4 separate regions of the Mus musculus genome follow, and all the other regions are linked to region 4. Evidence: chromatin loops called from intact Hi-C (ENCODE). Cell type or tissue: left cerebral cortex. All regions are shown on one strand. Region 1 overlaps Runx1t1 (RUNX1 translocation partner 1). Region 2 has its middle 100 kb from the start of Gm2560. Region 3 overlaps Gm11823 (a long non-coding RNA gene). Region 4 has its middle 4.3 kb from the start of Gm24068.

Evidence for each region. A loop is a pair of places that touch in the nucleus more often than their neighbours do. Peaks named below come from ENCODE experiments on the same cell type or tissue, not always from the same donor. Only the 100,000 strongest peaks of a DNase experiment are listed, where the experiment ranks them.
Region 1: a loop joins it to region 4, with 2.4 times the contacts of the local background. A loop is called at or near these places in 2 of 42 quality-filtered maps.
Region 2: a loop joins it to region 4, with 2.8 times the contacts of the local background. A loop is called at or near these places in 2 of 42 quality-filtered maps.
Region 3: it touches region 4 in a loop (10-fold over the local background); 2 of 42 quality-filtered maps call a loop at or near these places.

Annotation. Positions count from the first base shown.
Region 1 is chr4:13,797,000-13,801,999 of GRCm38, forward strand. All of the region lies in intron 1 of Runx1t1 (RUNX1 translocation partner 1), which reads left to right. Among named protein-coding and RNA genes, the nearest start is that of Runx1t1, 15 kb to the left of the region's middle. In left cerebral cortex, no CTCF peak of the experiment used is centred here; DNase peaks (open chromatin) are centred at 89 and 2,644; H3K27ac peaks cover 746 bases.
Region 2 is chr4:14,393,108-14,398,107 of GRCm38, forward strand. No RefSeq gene overlaps it. Among named protein-coding and RNA genes, the nearest start is that of Gm2560, 100 kb to the left of the region's middle. In left cerebral cortex, no CTCF peak of the experiment used is centred here; DNase peaks (open chromatin) are centred at 2,379 and 2,697.
Region 3 is chr4:13,947,050-13,952,049 of GRCm38, forward strand. The region is part of intron 2 of Gm11823 (a long non-coding RNA gene); the gene reads right to left. Among named protein-coding and RNA genes, the nearest start is that of Gm11823, 46 kb to the right of the region's middle. In left cerebral cortex, CTCF peaks have their summits at 2,069 and 2,278; a DNase peak (open chromatin) is centred at 2,054; H3K27ac peaks cover 277 bases.
Region 4 is chr4:14,073,182-14,078,181 of GRCm38, forward strand. No RefSeq gene overlaps it. Among named protein-coding and RNA genes, the nearest start is that of Gm24068, 4.3 kb to the right of the region's middle. In left cerebral cortex, no CTCF peak of the experiment used is centred here; DNase peaks (open chromatin) are centred at 1,941, 2,366, 3,327, 4,515 and 1 more place; H3K27ac peaks cover 1,909 bases.

The sequences.
Region 1 (5,000 bases), 280 kb before region 4:
AGAAATGTGCAAGTCTAGGGACACAGGCAAAGGAGTCTTTTTTTTTTTTTTTTTTTTTTTTAAGAGCATGAACATTAATACATCTTCTTGAGGTTTGATGGGACATGTACTGCCTACTGCCCCATCTGGTGCTTATGATAGCATGGCATATTAGCATGCTTCAAGTTCATAATGTATTCAGGGGAGGAAACATCTCTTGCATACCAATTAAGGCATCCTCTCTTTCAGAACTGCTTTTGAATTTCAATGATGTTTATATCTTCCAAGCTGTGTCTGAACAGAGCATTTCCGCTCTGAGGAATAACACTGGAGGGAGAGAAAAGAGAGAGAGAGAGAGAGAGAGAGAGAGAGAGAGAGAGAGAGAGAGAGAGAGAGAGAAAAGAAAGGGCTATCCCTCTGTTAATGTATATGCCTCTCTTTTTTTCTTGAAGAAAGCATAAGTAGACTTCAATATTATATTGGTCTATGAATTCATTTATTTTCCTCTTCTGGAAACCACAAAGTATTTGATCACATACATATTGCATTAAATCCTTTTTGTCTTTGGAAACGTATGTAGAGAGAGTAACTACAGAAGACAACTGTTCTTCATAGGTAAGCCACTTTCTGAGGAGGAGTTGTCTGTCTAAGAGCATATGACGCTGCTTGGCACCCAGTGTCCCGTTGTCCATTCAGCAAACACTTCTTCAAGGAGCCCCTGCTCTAAAAGAGGCGCATTTAGAGATGCTGTGCATTCCTAGTCAGCAAGACTTGTCAATTTCTCCTCCTGTTCGGATCTGAAAGGGGGGAGATAAACTTTAAACAGAGAAAGAGATGCACTAGGTAATTTCAGAGAGGGATAAAGCAGCTAATAAAACAGCTGAAGGGCGGCTTAGGTGCGAGCATGGGACGCCCATTTAGATTGGGTTGTCAGGGAATGTACCTTTAAGAATGTGACATTTTTCCTGAGGTCTGAGTGCCAGGAAGATTCAGTGGCCTAGAAATATCAAATGTATCTCCTTGGAGATGCAAGTATGATTGACATTTAGCCATGGCAGGGTAGCTTGAACCAAGTTCAGGGCTAGCCAGCCCAGCGTTCTGAGTTGATTTGTTTGTTTTGTTTTGTTTTGTTTTGTTTTGTTTTGTTTTGTATTTTCCTCTTTTATTTGTGTGTCTGGAAGGCATCAGAGACTTTAAGCTAGTAAGTGACAGGATCAAAATTGGTTTTTCAGAAGATAAATTGAGCTGCTTCTGTGTCTTCCATTTAGTAAGCATCCTCTATAATGGAAGGGGGAGATGAGTTTTAAATTCATTGAGGTTTGCACTTAAATTGGCATTAGCATGGATTATTATTTATTTTAATCACTTGGTTTGGCTAAGTAATTTTTGAGGCATGGTCTCATGTCCAGGGTGGCCCTGAACTCACTAAGTAATGCCTGTTCTCTCTGAACTCACGCATCTCCTGTTTCCACTCCCAAGTGCTAGATTATAGGCATGTGCCACATTCTGTCCAGCATATACTGCCAGGGCATACAACCATCTCTTGGATTTTAGCCTAGCTATTCGCTTGGTGTTTGACTCTGAGTGGCCATTTTACCTCCTTCATCTTAGGCCATCAGACTTTCTGAAAAAGAAAACTTATGCCCCAAACTGTAGGATTGCTGTGAAAATCAAAAGAGGTGATTTTCTAAAAAGCCTCATGCCTAGGAATTGCCTGCTCTGCCAAGGATACATTCATTCCAATCCAATGTGGTTGGAGGGAATACAGCAGTTCATAGTGTACTGTTGGTTGACATTCAAAGCAGTGATATAAACTACATGCTTCCCCTTACTCATAACCTGCCTTGTGAGTTTCAATATTAGTGTTCTTGATTATTAGCATTTTGTCATTTATTTCAGTATATGTCTATATCACACACACACACACACACACACACACACACACATATTTTCCCCCCCGAAGATATTTTTTTTTTTAGTCATAAAGAAGAAGCCAAATTGCTTTTTGAACTGGGATGAAAATCTTGGTTACACGAAAGATATTATAAAGATTTTAAATTAACATAGTAACTGATTATTAGTTATTTGCATGATTATTAGTTACTAGCCTCTGAAAGAGCATTCTTTAGTACAACCACATAAAGTAAATAAAGAATCCCTTAGCTTCTGCATAAATAATGTGCTTAATTGCAATAAAAAAATCCTCATCATTTTTATATTCTGCAAAGTAACACTTAGCTTATTAAAATTTCTGTAGCATTGTGGTATTGGGGTGGAGGCAGATTGAATGTCTAAGTAGATAGAGTTAATGTTACTCCTGCCTTTGACCCAAGTACTAAATATGTGTGTATATGTGTATATGTGTGTGTGGGGGGTGCTGACTGAATTGTTATATGACTGTTTTTGGTGAGATTGCTTTGGTTATATGATTGTTTTTGGTATCTTATTTTTTGTGATTTTTCCTGAAATATTCAGAGCAACAAGTCATGCTTGAGGAATGTGGAGGGGGGAGTAGTGTGGGCGAGTCATGCAGATTTAGGCAGCACTTAGGAGATTCTTGAAATGTTTTCTGATGTCCAGGAGCACTCTATGGAGCTGGTGACATCTGCGTGTTGTATGAGAGAAGTCATACCAATTGCTGTGCATTCTTGCTGGAATGTAGTTTAAAGAGTGGGTCGGTAGAGGGTGAGAAGACTGGGAAGAGGAAGTAAGTCACTGTTGAGAGCAAAGCATCTGACTGTTGGGCCGGAGATTTTCCGTTTGCCTTAGTTAAGTACTAGTTGATGATGGACCTCTTTGAGTAGGGAGGGGCTTGGGAGCTGTCTGGAGAATTTGGAGGGAACTGTGGACCATTGGCCTGTGCATGCCTTCCTGGAGTTGTCTGTCTGACCATTTCCAGTTTCCTTTCTAGAATGCTTCATACAGTAGGAGTCATTTCCTTGAGGTAAAAGAAAGATCAGAGTGCTCAAGGGAGATAGGTCCATTCACCAGTCTGAGCTAAGGTCCGCCGGGCAGGGGCTGTAGTCCAGCCTATGTGGAGCTACTGTGTCTAGCTCAGGTGAGAGGTCATTTTAGTCGTTTGGCTTGGGTGGTATAATACTACAGAGCACACTGCCATATTTCTCCTCTTATCTGGTAAGGACAGTAATCATACCTTAACTATCCCATTTATGCTCATAGTCAGTTTTAGTTACTTGGCAACTGAGCCCTTCGTGTTGTCCAGTTTCCCCACCTGTTGTTCTGTAGTAGTGGAAACAACTCTCTGTCGCCTTCTCCGTGTTCGGTTTCCTGGGCATTTCAGGACACACTAGACACAGTTATTTACATAAACTAAGCTTGTCACATTCAAAAGACCGAGCTAGGTTTCAAATGTATAGCTTTCTGTCTCTCTTTCTTATTCTTTCTATTCCCCTTTTTGTTTCTCTTTCTTTTCCCCCTTCTCTTAGCTGGCTCTCATGATGTAGCTCAGCATGTTTTAGAGCTAACCCTCTACTTCAGCTTCCCAAGTGCTAGGTCCAGCAGCATGAACCACCATGAGGCAGGGGACAGTTTGCTTACCTGCCTTTGTTCCCATGTCCCACCTCTCCACCCCTGTCTTCTTTGTCCAGTATATTTTACAGCATTGTTAGGTATGGAAATGCACAGCAAGTTTTAGTCACTATAAAGGCACATTGTATGTTCAGGTGCTTAGTGACAATGTCAGACCTCATTTTACTAATGAAAGGAAGTTAGGGACTGTATAGTGTTTATTGATTTCTCTTGGATGCTGAGGAAAGCAGAAGGTTTTGGAGGTCTGGAAAAACAAACAAACAGAGTGTATGGGGTGCTCATTCAAGCAGTATAGATTCATTGTAAATGTTTACATAGGATGTGAATTGTTTATTGAAAATAGATCATTTGAGCTGTTTCGCTTGGTGAACAAGCCACTTGGCAACATTGCTATTGTGGCTCTGTCTGAACACACAGACAACATATACTGCTTCTTTGGATCTTTCTTCATCCGTGCAACAAGTCTATATCTATTATTATCATGCTTTGCTCAGAGTTCTGGGGATTGAACCCAGGGGCCTCCTGTGTGCCAAGCATGTGCTCTCTGCCTGAGATGTAACCCCAGCCTTGACTCTTAACCTGAAAGAATTGTGTCATCTTTACTTAAGGCACTGTGCCACTGCCCAGGCTCAGCTCCTGGACTTGGGTTTCCTCTGCTGTCCATCTGTGTCATGTAGGCAGGTGTGCAGCAGATGTTGTTGGAAGTACTAAGTCGATTAAGTAAGTGGGAGCAACATTGTGACATCCGTTGTCCTGAGATGACCTGGGAGGCAGTTGGAAGCCAACGATCTGAGATGAAAAACTCTTAATCATTTTTTAGGGCCTAGTACAATAAATGTTTAGTTTTGTTTGAACATAAATATGGTGATGAATGTTTCAGAAAAATGCTTGTAGGTCAGTTTTGTCAGAGCACTAATTCATGCTTTCTTTGTACATACTGAGTTCTTAATGCCTGAAACATCTTTTCATAGCCACTGGGGCAAGTCAAGGTAGGTAGAATTTTGAATTTTTAGTTTCTTGTGTGTGTGTGTGTGTGTGTGTGTGTGTGTGTGTGTGTAAATGTAGTGGTCAGACTTCCCCTGTAGGTGCTTTTGTCTGCCAAGGCAGGCGAAAATCCTTGCTTTCATAGTGTTAATATTTTAATGAATAGGAACAGACACTCCACAGACACTAAATAGCAGAGGAGTTGGGCTGTGTAATTATTATGAAAGATAGCCAAGCAAGAAGAAGGAGAGTCCGGCCCATGAGATCAGGGTACAAACTTCGTTTAGGTGCTTGAGATGGGCTTGAGAAGGGATGTTAGAGTGAAGATCTGAGGTAAGCGATGGAAAAAAACCACACAGCTACAGGGGATGAGCCATTGTGTCTGGGAATGACATGCAGGCTGATATGTGACAGGGGTGGTTTGAGGAACAGAAAGAATAAGTCGAGGATGGGCAAGATAGCAGGGAGAGGGCTTGAAAGAGTTCTTT
Region 2 (5,000 bases), 320 kb after region 4:
GGAAGACAACACATCCAAGAAAATAAGGGCAGTACAAATGGACTTGATGGATGGGGGTAGTGGGAAAGAGGCACAAAGATGTGTGCACAGGACAGGTGGGGAAGTAGATCTACCGAGAGTTGGGAAGGGGTAAATATAGTCAAAATAGATTTTATTAAGTTCTCAAAGAATTTACTTTAAAAAGGAATATAATGAAAATACTAGAATATATACTTTCTGGCCTTTTATCTAAAAGTTCTATTGATCATTAATTCCTATCATTTCTGAGTATTTCTGCTGATGGGCTTGTCTTCTAAGTACTTTTTCCACATTTATATTGAATTTTACCATATGATGGCCACTATAATATTACATTATTGTGTGTTCTGATTATATTGTCTACTTTGAAAGAACATTGGATTCTATTCTGGAAGTCAAGATCATTATCATTGTCATTGTTGTTATTTGAAAGCTGGGTTTTCAGCCTTGTTGTGGCATGTTTTGAATGATCCTTATTCCCTAATCAGTTTGGTATCACTCTTAAGGTCTGCCCTCCCAGAAGCTCTTCTGCTTGTTCCAAGTATTTACTTCATTGCTTATCCATTCCAGATAACAATAGCATTCATGTTTCCCAATCCAAAGAAATCTTGGTTGTAAATGGTTTTCTTTTTCAGTCCATGCTTTGCATAGTTGTCTTTGACCAGTGTTGCTCTTTGTCCAGCCTCATTGATACCAACACAATACTCAACCAACAATCTAGCCCAGTTTGTCCACAGCAAAGGAATTAGCAAGATACAAAATCCCGATGAATTTTTGTAGCTCTTTATTGACATAGCTTTGTCTTAATCTATATTCTTTAACAATAGATTCTTCTCATTATTGTAAATAGCGTCTTTAAGAAAAACAGCTATTTTGTCTAAAACTAATCTTTGATAAGATGTGATGTTCTTAGTCTACTACCTTAGCAAACTTTAAAAATCATTAAAACCCCAAATATATCTACTCTCATCTGTCATTACATTGATCATCTTCTCACTTGTGAATGAAAATTCATATACAATGACAGTACTAAGAAATTTTTGATTGATATGTATTATTTATGAGTTATAATCTTTCTAATTTTTCTGCTTTCTTTGCTCTAGGTATGTTAAAAATCCCCTTCTAAACTGAGATGCATAAAATAAACTAGTCAACATTACACTAGATCTCAGATAATTTTCATTGCTCTGAGATGAAATTCTACAAGTTATTCATCATTCTCAAAGCTTCTCATTCCCTCCAGATGTAAGCAAGCAGTAATCTCGTTCCTTTCTCCCTGCTAATCTATTATGGACATTTTATTTTAAGCAGGAACAAACAGCATGGAGTCTTTTATGAAAATTCTTTTACCTTAGTATAATGTTTCTTCACGTTTATCCATGTTGCAGCATGTAGTAGTATTGCATTCATTTTTTTCCTTTTCCATTTTTTATTAGGTATTTAGCTCATTTACATTTCCAATGCTATACCAAAAGTCCCTCATAGCCACCCACCCCCACTCCCCTACCCACCCACTCCCCCTTTTTGGCCCTGGCGTTCCCCTGTACTGGGGCATATAAAGTTTACGTGTCCAATGGGCCTCTCTTTCCAGTGATGGCCGACTAGGCCATCTTTTGATACATTGCATTCATTGAATATGTAATATCTCATGGTGACATGATAATTATTTTAGTTTTTTGTTCATTTATTAAGGGACATTTATATTATTTTAAATTTTGGGTTTCATGAAATAATGTCAACATAAACATTCAAAATGCCTATGAAATGAACCATAAGACATTGCCATATCTAGCAGAGCTTTGTTTTGGAAACCCCGTGAGGCAGCAGGGGCCATGAAGGAATGAAGAAAAGACAGACACACAAACACCCACAGGTTTAAATTTTTCACAACATTGAGAATTTAGGAAACCTTGAAATAGTTTGTGTAGTTGATCAAATTGTTTTAATTTACTATTTCCCACACATTGATAAAAGTGCTTAACACTAATGATTTTAGTTCCTTCTAACTATCTGTATACAGTTAAGTATTTCATATCACAAAGTAGAATCCTATGGATTGGACTGTGTTGGTCGCTAACAAATTGGTGCTCACTCCACCTTATTCATCAGGATTATACAGTTCATTCAACAAACTGGCAGCTTTATACTTTAATTTCTACAAAGGCCACCAGTGTTTATTGTGATTTCTCCTTAAGCCAGGGTTTTATCTCTCTATTCTTTGACTGTGAATTGAGTAAAGCCAAGTTTCTTCTTGAAATCAGAACTGATTCTACTGTGTCCAACGGGAATTTTTTTTTTAAATCTCAGAATATAAATAGTTTAAAGAAACGTTTCCCCTACTGTAAATGGCACACAGATGGTGCTTCACTGTGCTCTAAATCAATTCCAAAAATGTGCAACATCCGCAAGGAGAAGAACTGAGGAGGCTGAAGTTCCATGAAGTCCTTAGAACTTGAGAATAGTTTTTTAGATTTAGATTAGAATTTTATTATTTACAAAGTTGTATGAATGGAAAAGCAAATTCTTAAGAAATAACTTTGAAGACTTTTAACTGTGTCTACTAAATTGTTTTAATTTGTATTATATACTATTCCATGGGTAGGAAGAGTAAATACTCAAATATTTCTGACTTCACCCCCATACTCTGGCTAGCATTTGTGTTCACAGATGGAGCTTTTTAACAATTTTATTTGGATTCCATTCTTCCTCAAAAGATTTATCATCTGTTTCCAGAATTCTATCTACATTTTTTTTTAGGTTTAGTTATTCCCCTTTCCTTTCATGTCTCTTCTCTTACTTCACACTGTGTCTTTATACTTAGCTTTAAACCTGGATGCTGGTAAAAGTGAGAGAGAAGCAGGTGAGCAAATCAGAAAAGAAAGGAAGACAGGAGCAAGCACAGCATCAGGGACTCACATGACTCTGGAAAGAGTTGGCATGTGCCAAAAAGTTCTAGTGCAGAGAGAGAGAGAGAGAGAGAGAGAGAGAGAGAGAGAGAGAGAGAAACTATTGTCACGATTTCTGTCAGTGATCTATAAGGTGTGCCAGTATTAACAGCCCTGAGATTGTTGGAATCTAAGAAACATAGTAACAATGTTAATGAAAGCAAACAGTATTTGGTTAGATACTGTCTTGTTCTGAACAAATGTGTGAATCTGAGTTCTCAGAATCAGATAAGGATCTCAAATTAGAAAGATAAATCACACTGCACACCTTTTGAAAATCCCATGTGGATACCTGCCTACTACTGCAAAAGTTTCCTAAACACAAACACACACACAAACACATGTACACACACATACACACATATACATACACACACATACATACATACACACATTTAACTCTATAAATTTTGTTGAAATATAGTAATATTGTTGTCCTGTTACATGGCAACAATGCTCCTACCAGAGGCCAACCATTAAAAAACCCCATACAAAGAATGAGATAGCTCTTTTGGAAGTGCTACCTAGTGAAGCCCTATAGATCCCCAAACATTACAGGCCAATGCTTTTGGTTACCCTCTAGAACATTAAGCTGAGACACTATTACTGAAGATATCATTTAGTTGAGTCATGGAACCTGGATGAGTCAAGCTGGTACTGTCCTAAAAACTCATCCTATTGGCTAGCTTTCATAGTACTCAATATTGTATGTACACTAATGGAGGAAAAAAGGAATTATAATTTTTATCCAGCCATGAGCAATGTGAGCTACAGCAATAATGGGCCTGAGAAGACATGCCGCTGGTACAATAGTGGCACAAATACCACTGAAATAACCAACTATGTTATGATTGGATTCAAGTCCACTCTACAAGATGACACTCATATCGGGCACTTGTATTAGGCCAAGAATATGTTGCTACACAAGTCACCGGTCCTAAGAAGGAATCTACTATTATTATTCTGCTAAAATGATGCAGCATTAGGTTGACTCTTAATGACATTGTTATCATAGATTAATGAATCTTTCCAACCTTATCAGAGAAGTTTCTATTTGCAGAAGATAATAGAGGAGCACAAGCAGTCAAGGTGAGGAGAATATGATACTTTGAATCTCTCACCCTAAATAGAATATCTATTTAATACCCCTCCTCCCAGTGCTCAGAGATTATTGTGGAAGACAGAATAGAAAGAGTGAAAGAGCCAGAGGCTAGGATAACTACAAGGAAACACTATCTTCTGGACACATCAACAGCTTACACGAAACATTTATAAGCTCAAGCCAGAAAAATTCCAGTGTGGATAGAGAAAATAGTACAAAGTCCCATCTCTCACCAAGGAGATATTGGCAATTGATAGCTTCTTGGAAAGGCAGTGTCTGGTTGCTTTAAGAGTGTAGCCCTTGGAAAGTTGACAACATTCTGGTGAAGGGCACACCATATATATAATATATATTATATACATACATATTATATACATATGCATGTATATACATACAAAAATACATTCACATACAAGAATATATTCACATACAAGAATATATTCACATAGATTCTTTTAAACGTGAAGGTTATTAAAAGAAAAAAGCCTAGCATTGGTTGGGTGGTAAAGATTAGGTAGAACTTGGAGGAGTAGAGGGTGAATATAATCAAAATACATTGTATAAAATTCTCAAAGTATTGATTAAAAAATTAAAAAGAACTAAAATCAAAACTAGAAAAAGAAATAAATAGCTGATAAAGGTTCTGGACAAGCATATGCATGCCATAATCGAAGGATAATACTTCTCCCACCTACATTCAAAGCGCTCTATTCAGTATCTCAATGTGTAAGTCCTGCTGTGTCCTAGTTTGCAGAAAAAAGTGGTAAATGGACCCTGGTCACAAGGAATCACTAGTTAAGTCAGATTGACAAAGAACTTCCATTTACCTCAGGAAGCTTTAGGGCTGTTGACCTCTGGGGATCTACAGTTAATGAAGTTAATTTTTCCATTGTTAAAGGCTCTATTTTGTTATTTAGATGGATGTAGAACTGTGT
Region 3 (5,000 bases), 130 kb before region 4:
TGAAACTGAATGTTCCATGGTAGCTAGGAGACCAAGATCCTGCATCTGGATGACATAACTTGGGAAAGAAAATGAACAAGACCAAGAAAGCTTCATGAAGGCTGGAAAAGGCTCGCTGACCAGTTCTTCCCTTTCCCATTTTAGTCAATGGCAAGCTGTCAAGACTCCTTAATTAAACCCTTCTTCTGCCATATTGGCAGAACACAGTCAGTAGCAATTATGACTGCAAAGAAAATATATGTCTGAATCTTATTCTTTCTTTCTTTTTCCTTCCTTCCTTCCTTCCTTCCTTCCTTCCTTCCTTCCTCCCTTCTTTCCTTTCTTCCTTCTTTGTGTGTGTATGTGTTTAATTAATGACTTTTCCTGATGTAGGGGCACACATGTATCACAGTATTCATTAGAAGATTAGGAGATGATTCAAAGGAGTCATTTCTCAAATTCAAGTCATAGGATTAGCAGCAATCTCTTTTATGTGCTGAGCCATGTAGCCTACCAAGATTTTGTTTTAAGGTCTTTTGTTCTCCTGTATGTGCTAGTTGATCTGGGTGACAGCTGAAGCCTAGACATCACACGTCAGTGCAGAGGGGTCCCAGTGCCTGACTCTAAACACATGGGCTCAAATGCCATGCATGGTTCCCATCTTACTTGCCATGGCTGATCTTGGTTGTCAACCTTAGTGGGCTTCGAGATGCCTAGAAAACTAGAATAGCACAGTCCTAGGGGCATCTGTGTAGATGATTCCAGAGACATGTGGCAGGAGGGCTGGAGAAGTGAGCAGGGAAGATGCACTCTGAACATGAGTGGTATCAGCTCATCATCTGGGAGCCTGAATGGAACTAGAAGCAGTGCAGGGAGAAGGCTGGTAAATGATGGACCAGCTCCATCCTTACTCTCTCCCTCTTCTTTCTTTCTGTTACAAATTGAGGAAAGATTTCATTTTCCCCTGGACTTTTGCCCTGCAATCATAGGTAAATAGAAATAATCTATGAAATGGAAGTGGACATGTATGCTAATATCCATACTTAATGAACCCAAGTGCCTAAGCAGATGTACTATCTGCTCTGTGTATAATTAGACATAAAAACTAACAAAACTCCATGTGTATAGTGAAGTAACAATCTCTTTCTTTTGAACACATCATCTTGTGTACATTTTTTTTTTTTTGCAACACATGTGGGTTAGTAGCTAGAATGGATGGTTTGAAAATGTTAAGTTAAAGCTACAACTTAAGCTAAAATGCTATAGGAAGACAAAAATCAATAAAAAAAAATCACTGCTCCTCTGTAGTGATGGAAATTAAAGAGAGATCCTTAAATGTGTGGGCATATCGTTTTTTGTTTTTTTTGTTTTTTTTTTGTTTTGTTTTTTTTTTTTTTGTTTGTTTTTTTTTTAGTACTTATTCAAATGATCAAATTGTTGTTAAGTTCTCTGGGATGCCCATGATGACACCAATCATAAAGACTCAGTTATGCAGAAACAATTCCAAGTGTGTGGCATTTAGGTCAAAAGAGAATTAAATAAAATAGCATCTAAAACCCAAATTTTCTTTTGTGTTGCTTAGCATAAATAATACTGGAATCTCTCAGGGTCCCTGGCCAGTAGGTAGGGATGAGGCAGTAAACATGTGCCTTCTCTGAAACTGTGTGCACAATGATTGATGGTATTCAGTCAGCACGCCTTGATCAATCTTGCAACTGTTGAACAAAGAGAGTTAGCCACGGAACTGACACCCATGTGCCAGTTAAGCACATGGCTTTATGCTCCTATTGCTCCATTTTAGAGCTCTATTTCTCAGGAGGCAAAGGTTGATATTATGCAAAGAAAAGTATTTTATTGATTCATATAACTGAGAAACTAAAAAGGACTAAATCCAAGTGCATCTGAATTCAGCAGCTTACATATTGGATATAGTAGCTCGTCTGGGTCTTATGCCCAGCTTGGCCATACTTTCTTCCATGTTTTTGCTTCATTTTTAGGGTCCATGTGGTCACAAGATGGCAGCAGCTGCTCCAGCCTACACCTCAAGTTAAAGCCAAAAGGAAGGGGGTGTTGTTCTTTCTGTTTAAATAGCCCTTGCTGGTTGCTCAAGTAAAAGCCCTAAGATTAACTCTGATTTATTCTGACTGACTTGGCCAGATCTAACTGTCTATTCTTGGATCAATTTCTGCAGCCAGGGGAATTCAGAGTTCCGAGTGGCAAATCTAGGCCTTTTGTCCCAGTCCCTGGAAGGAGTAATTAAGAACTAACTCAAGTGCCTGGATTTAAAGTTAAGCAGTGCTGCAGTTACTGTAAGAAAGAGGAGTTGGGTGCAAGAGCATCAAAACTACCCAGTATGCCTTTATCATATTTATTATATTCAAGTTAATTCAATAAGAAAATGGAGGGTAGAAACTCTAAGTGTGGAAAGAGAAACAGAGCTGTGACACTGTCCCCATGTCACTTGCTGAGTCTGTGATCCCAGGATAATTATAATTGGTTTGATCTTACTTTTGCCAGCTGCAAAGTGCAGATAATATTTTCTTTCTGCCTACCCCTCAGGTGACTATGAAGAACCAAAAAGATGTTTGTGATAAAAGTCACAATATGATGTTCACTGGACAGCTTATGCAGGAACTGCTGTGCAGCCTTTAAGCCTTAAGATACTTCTCTGCAGTAGATACTAGTACAAAAGTTCAGTTTTATGTGGGACAGGGGTTGAGAGTGTCTGCGTAATTACACAGTATTAAGTGATTGAGGCAACACTGATGCTTGTTCCGCTATAAACATCTTAATGATAGTTACTCTAATCCAAATATAAAACTGGATTTCATTAATTTTGAGTCACATTTTGCTTCATGCCCTAAATAAACTCTATTCCATACTAAAAACAAACAAACAAACAAACAAACAAACAAGCAAAAAATAGCATAAACCTTAAAACTGATGGTTAGGATCCAGTAATGGTAGGTTAGTCACTATCAGACTAGGAATTAATTTTGGTCACGGTTGTCTATATTGATGTTATTTCAATCAAGCCAGCTGTGTGTTGAGTTCAAATGCCAAGCAAAATGCTGTGAATATATCTTCCTACTATCCGGAGTTCAAAAGAAAGTTGCTTATCAGAAAGATATAGAAAAAGCAATGGAATACATAGGAGAACAGGAAGCCAATATTCATCCCTATGAAAATAGATATGACTTCATATATTCTTATTGCTTGAAAATTAACATATTTTTCTATGACAATGACCACATGCTTTATAGTATCTCAAAAAGGAAATGTCCTGAAAATAAATCTATGTTATGTTTGTTACTAAAAATGTAATAAAGGGTTGACAGTCACATGCCATGATTTATGAACGTCATAATAAATTTATATTACTGCTATTTTTGTCTTAGATGTGAGTGTGCTGTTAAATATTGATGTACAAACAACTCTCCAAGGGCTTTCTAATTAAAAAATGTTGAACAATAAGAAGGCATGTGCCATAGATTAACCGGCATCAGTGCACTTTATTGTAAGCATACAAAATATTTACATTTCTTGTAGTTCATGGTTTTAGATCTTGCAGGAATTGCATGTATTGCACTGCTACTGGAACAAAGAAATGAGAGAGCTTTATATTTTAATCAGTTTTTCCTTACAGAACCATTCTGAGACAACTATTTTCAGGAATTTTAATTTAAAAGAGAAATCACCTGAGATTTCTGGAGAAATCTAATAAATCTTAAGTGTGTTATTTCTCATGAAAAAGACAACAGTAAGGGAACTTGAGCATAGTGGCACAGGCCTTTAGTCCCAGCGTTAGGAACGCAGAGAGGTAGGCAGACTTCTGTGAGTTCTAGACCAACCTAGACCTACTTACTCAACCAGGTTTGTTAGTGAACTATTAATAAAAAAAAAAAAAGAACAGAACAGAACAGAAAAGAACAGAAAAGAAAAGAAAAGTTGTTGACTTTAAAATGGAAACAAGTGCATATTTCCCTCAGGCCAAGAAACTACTCAACCTTGCCTTTTCCCAAAACTTGGCTCTGTTTAGGTAAACAAGTTTGAGTTAATTTTCAGTTAACCCTTACTCCTTTCTCCTCCTCCTCTTCCTCTCCCTTTTTATTGTTTTCTCAGACAATACATACCAACTGCAGCCTCCCCTTCCTCCACCCCTCACACCTTCCTTCTCCTCCAGATCCACTGCTTCTCCAATTTCTGTCTCTCAGAAAAGTGTGGGCCTCTAGGAATATTAACTGAACACATTATAATAACTTACAATAAAACTAGGCAAAACCCTCATATCAAGGCTGGACAAGGCAATCCGGGAGGAGGAAAAGGATCCCCCAAACAGGCAGAGGATTCAGAGACACCCCTTCTCTCCCTGTTAGGAGTCCCACAAAACAGAACAAACAAAACAAAAAAACAAACAACAACAACAACAACAACAACAAAATCATGAGCTAAACAACCACAACATGTATGCAGAGGACTTAGCACAGACCCATGCAGACTGTAATTGCTGTTTCAGTCTCTATGAGCCCTGGGTAATTGATTGTGTGGGCTATGTCATCCTAGCATCCTTGGTCTCTCTGGGTTCCTAAAATCAACCCCCCTTCTTCTGTGGGGTTCCCTAGGCTCTGCCTAATGTTTGGGTCTCTGCATTGTCTCATATCAGCTGCTGGAGAAAGCATCTCTGAAGATGATTGGCTTAGGCACTGGTTTATAGTAGATTTATAGTAGATTATGATTAAAAGTCATTTCATTGACTTTTTTTGGCCAGTTGTGTTTGGTTCTACCCTCTGTCTCTGGGCCATCCAGCTACCATTTCCTGGCATGAGAAGAAACCTATGCTTAACAATGCCTGGATGACCAATTAACTCTTTGAGGATGAAGATAGCTATCAAGTATCAGCCATCTTTATCTTCTTATCAGCTCTATTAGCTTAATACAGGTAATTTAGTTTGTTGCTATTGTTGCTAAAAGTTACACTGTCATCTCTAGATAAAAAGTTCATTGAGGAGAGAAGAGATCAG
Region 4 (5,000 bases):
ATTATATTGGTGTACTGGCTAGTTTTGTGTCAACTTGACACAGCTGGAGTTATCACAGAGAAAGGAGTTTCAGTTGAGAAAATGCCTCCATGAGATCCAACTGTAAGGCATTTTCTCAATTAATGATCAAGGGGGAAAGGCCCCTTGTGGGTGGGATCATCTCTGGGCTGGCAGTCTTGTGTTCTATAAGAGAGCAGGCTGAGCAAGCCAGGGGAAGCAAGCCAGTAAAGAACATCCCTCCATGGCTTCTGCATCAGCTCCTGCTTCCTGACCTGCTTGAGTTCCAGTCCTGACATCCTTTGGTGATGAACAGCAGTATGGAAGTGTAAGCCGAATAAATCCTTTCCTTCCCAACTTGTTTCTTGGTCATGATGTTTGTGCAGGAATAGAAACCCTGACTAAGACAAATTGGTACCAGCAGAGTGGGGTATTCCTGTGACAACCTGACCATGTTTTTGGGAGGACTGTGGAAGAACTTTGAAACTTTGGGCTTGAAGATTCATCCGTTGATAAGAGCTCTGTGGGATGTTGTGTAGGAGCTTGGAAGATAATGTTGAGAACATTGCAGAAGATGGAGGTCTGGTTTGTGAAACTTCAGAGGGAAAATTAAAGACTCTTTTCAGGGCCATTGCTGTTTTGATTGTGAAGATTCTGTAGTTCTGGTTAGCTGGGTCTGAAGAATCAGCTGTTATTAACAAGATACCAGAACTACCAAAGCAAAAACTTGGCATTACTGGGACTATTGATGCTGGTTAGCTGGAGCTAAGAAATTAGCGGTGATTAAGAAGAGACCAGCATCATTGAGGTGACATCTTCTGGGAAGTGTTTTCTGAGAGCACAAAGAGGCTGTGTTCCAGAGATGGCCAAGGTTGTACTCCTGCTGCAGCGGGACTTGGTAATATGTAAGGGTCACCCAGGTGGTACGGGGTTTGAAGGCATGAAGGGGGTCACACAAAGCAGCTGAGGCTCGGCACTGTGAGAGGCCATGGAAGGCCATTGGTGAAGGTGCAGCCTCAGTTGCAACTGAAGGCCCAGTACGGAAGGGGTCATGCAGTGTTTTGGAGATTCCAGTACCATGAGATGACCACCAAGAGCAGCAGTAGCAGTGAAGTACAGGCATCTGGAGCCTAGAGGACGATGGATGTGCTACAAAGGGCATGGCTGGAGAAGTGACCCAAGCCCTTGGAGGAGCCCAGAAGATCGTGAGTTGAATCCCAGACATTGGATGGTTGGAGATTGATTTTTGCTTTTGATTGTGACTGTGCCCTGATATTTTCCCTCTTGAAGGAAGGAACTATTTTAGTGGAGCCCACAGTTAAGAGACTTTTAATTGTAAAAAGATTTTGGATTTTACAAGAGATGGATATTTTAAAGAGATTGAAAATTTAAGAATATGTAAAGACTGTGGGACGCTTAAAGTTATTTAGACCTTGGGGATGAATAAGAATGTAAGGGTTGAGGCTTACTAGTGATGTGTTTGTGTGTCAAGTTGACAAGGGGTCAATTGTACTGGCTAGTTTTGTGTCAACTTGACACAGCTGGAGTTATCACAGAGAAAGGAGTTTCAGTTGAGGAAATGCCTCCATGAGATCCAACTGTAAGACATTTTCTCAATTAATGATCAAGGGGGAAAGGCCCCTTGTGGGTGGGACCATCTCTGGGCTGGCAGTCTTAGATTCTATAAGAGAGCAGGCTGAGCAAGCCAGGGGAAGCAAGCCAGTAAGGAACATCCCTCCATGACCTTTGTATCAGCTCCTGCTTCCTGACCTGCTTGAGTTCCAGTCCTGATATCCTTTGGTGTTGAACAGCAGTATGGAAGTGTAAGCCGAATAAATCCTTTCCTCCCCAACTTGTTTCTTGGTCATGATGTTTGTGCAGGAATAGAAACCCTGACTAAGACAATTGGAGACCTGCTCTTTGCTGAAGGGAAATGGAGGAGGAATGGACCTGGAGGAGAAGGGAGGTATGTTGGAGGAACTAGAGGGGCAACTACAGACAGAATGTATTATATAAGAAAAGACATAAAACAACAAATAACAAAGGAGAAACTGCAGGCAGGATGTATTGTATTGTATGAGAGAAGAAATAGTAAATAAATAAACAAACAAATAAGGAAATTAAAAACAACTGAGGTCACAAGATTCTGGTCTTGTTTCCCTGGAGTTTTCTCACAAGCACTCAGAATTCCCATCACAGAACTCCATTCTTGGACACTGTTCCAACAGGCTGGGGCTCCAGATGGGCTAAAAGGGAAGGAACGATTAAGCCTTCTGGGATGGGCATACTTGTCTTTGCTTCAGAGGCTGTGAGGGGAACAGTTTTTGTGAACCACATCTTTTCTCCATAACGTTTCTGTTCTGGCATGGGCCTAAAAACAATGGGACCAGCTGACCATAAAGATCCAAAATAAATCTTCCTTCCTTTAAATTGTTACTCTCAGTATTTTTCACAGGGACAAAATGTCTGAGTGATATATTCATTGCAACTTCTCCTGAAGTGAGGCGTTATGCAGATGGTAGAAGACTTAGCGAACATGAGTCATTCCACTTATTTTAAATAAAGATGAAAAGCTATGAATTTCCCATAGTCCTTTCCTCCTATATAATCAACATATGGGAAAAATACTTGTGGTACTTTTAATGTCAGCTAAGATGATAGCACCTATTTGAACCTGTAATGTTAAAAGAAATTGTATGCTAAAGTAAAAGTAGAGTCCTTGGTTATAGGTCATTTGAATTGCTATTAATATGATTTTTAATATTTTTGAGTAGGCAAATGCAGATCACCAGCTATCTCACCATTTTAGTAAGAAAAGATTGCCAGGAATGAATCTCTGCATTTTAATATTACGTTTAAAATTTGGAAGTTTAAAAGATTTTCATGTGAAAGGACTAGTCAAGGAAAAGGGAGAAAAGTAAAGGAAGAAATTTTAGAATAAAACTGTTATATTATATAAATGTACCCTATGCCCTCCCCATGTCAAATGCAGATATTTTCATTTTAATGTATATGAATATTTTTCATATTCTGTAATTTTATCTTGTAGGTTACAGGGGTGTTTGGTAGGTAATAATCCTGACTGGTTGAGTAACCTCACAGAAGAAACGTTGGCTCACACAGAACAAAAGAAAATAACTTGCCCTACTGTGAGCCCTACTCTCTGTTCGATGGGAATAATAAAGGGCAGAAACACAAGGTCCTCCTCAGGTTAGCCATTTTCATTGTGTTGATTCATATTTTAAGTTCACTATGGAACTTGTCCTCATTCTATAAATGTTTTTGTCTCTTCCCCTGCAGAGGAAGTGTGAGGGCCACAGGCACACACACATACGCTAAGACTTAGGAGAGTCTCTTTAGCCCATCTGTGCTGCTTTGGCCATGAATGATTTTCCACGGGTGAGATGTGGTTCACTGGATCCTGCCTCTAAGCAGACTGACGAGACATTCTGTGAGCCGGATTCTAGTCATATATTTTGGTGGTTATATGGGGCCTGCTGTGTCTATAATAGCTTCCCCTTGACAAGTTTATGCTCCCCTCAGTCCTCTTACCCCATTTTAGGCCTCTTCTCATACCTGATTCTGTTACTTACCATGTAGCTCTTGACTGTTATGGCTACTCAGAAATAATGATCATAAAATAGAGTGCAGGTATTTGCTGCATACCTGACACAAAAAATCAAATGGGCAGAAGTGGGTATTTTGGCAAACAGTTCACTGGAATATAGTCTGTCATGAAAGGAAGGTATGGTGTTATACCAGCTCATGGCTGTGGCAGATGTGGCTCACATCTGGATAGAGCAGGAAGGAGAGGGGAATGCTGGCATTCAGATGGCATTCTTCTTTTCCCCACTTTGGTCTGTATGGACTCTCATCGTAGTGAAGGGGCTACTACATTTACCATGTGCCTTCCTTCCTCATGTAAATCCAGAAAATGTCCTTGCAGACATGACCAAATCCAGGAGAGTCGACAATGATGATTAAACACAGAGAGAGTGGTGGTCGACAGATGCTATCTGTGCTCAGCAAGGAACATCACAATGTCCCAGACCATTCATGTTGGTATCACAGAAAGTATCATAATCTCAGTGGTTAATTCACAATAAACAAAGGTGTCTCAGTTATGGAGGGTAGGTAGACCAAATCAAGACTAAGAGTCTTTAGTATTTGGGGAGGGTAAAATGTCTGGTTTCTTTGGTGATTTTCTTGCAAAGGCCTGATTAAAGAGAATTCTGGTGTCTTTATTCTTTTATAAGGATCATTAATATCATACACTGTGAGTACTTCCCCCATCGTATGCTGACAACCTTCCAAAGTCTCTACCCATGCCATCACAAGTTTGAGCCTGAAAACTTAAATGACTAAACTTTTGTGTGTAATACAATGAAGCTGCTTTCCTCTTAGTGACAGGAAGCTCTCTAAAACAACACTCTCTAAGCACAGAGCAGGAGCCTTTTGCAACAACAGCATCATGGTTGGATGCATTCAGCAGAGGGAGCAGTACCAGCTTGCTGCTAAGGTCTGCTGACTATAGTGGATGGGGGCGGTGCCAGATGGCGATGACCTATCATATCAAGAATCTTTGGAAGGATAAATGCCTCAGCAGGACTAAAGCCTTAATAGGTGAGAACCTAGTAGGTAATGTCACCAAGCCTCCCGGGTTTGCTGAACATATGTGTGCATATCCTTTGTGCCAGTTCTTTACCAGTACTTTCTGACTCCTCTGTTACCAAGCAAGGGTTAATGTGGGTTTCCTCCTGCCACTGTTAATTTACTGTTCAGTGCTGGTGGAGGCTGTGAGAGAGGGGATTGTGGGCAAGAAAAAGGAAAGAAAAAGGTTTCTTCTGCCTTTGTGCTTCTAGTCCTGGAGCAAAAGCAGAGCAGACTGGCTAGAAGCAGAAGAGGTGAACCTGGGGACAAAGAACAGATGGAGTGTGAGGAGGGCACCAGAGAGGCAGATTCCCTGGGAACACACCGGGACGGAGTAAAAACAATGTCAGAAT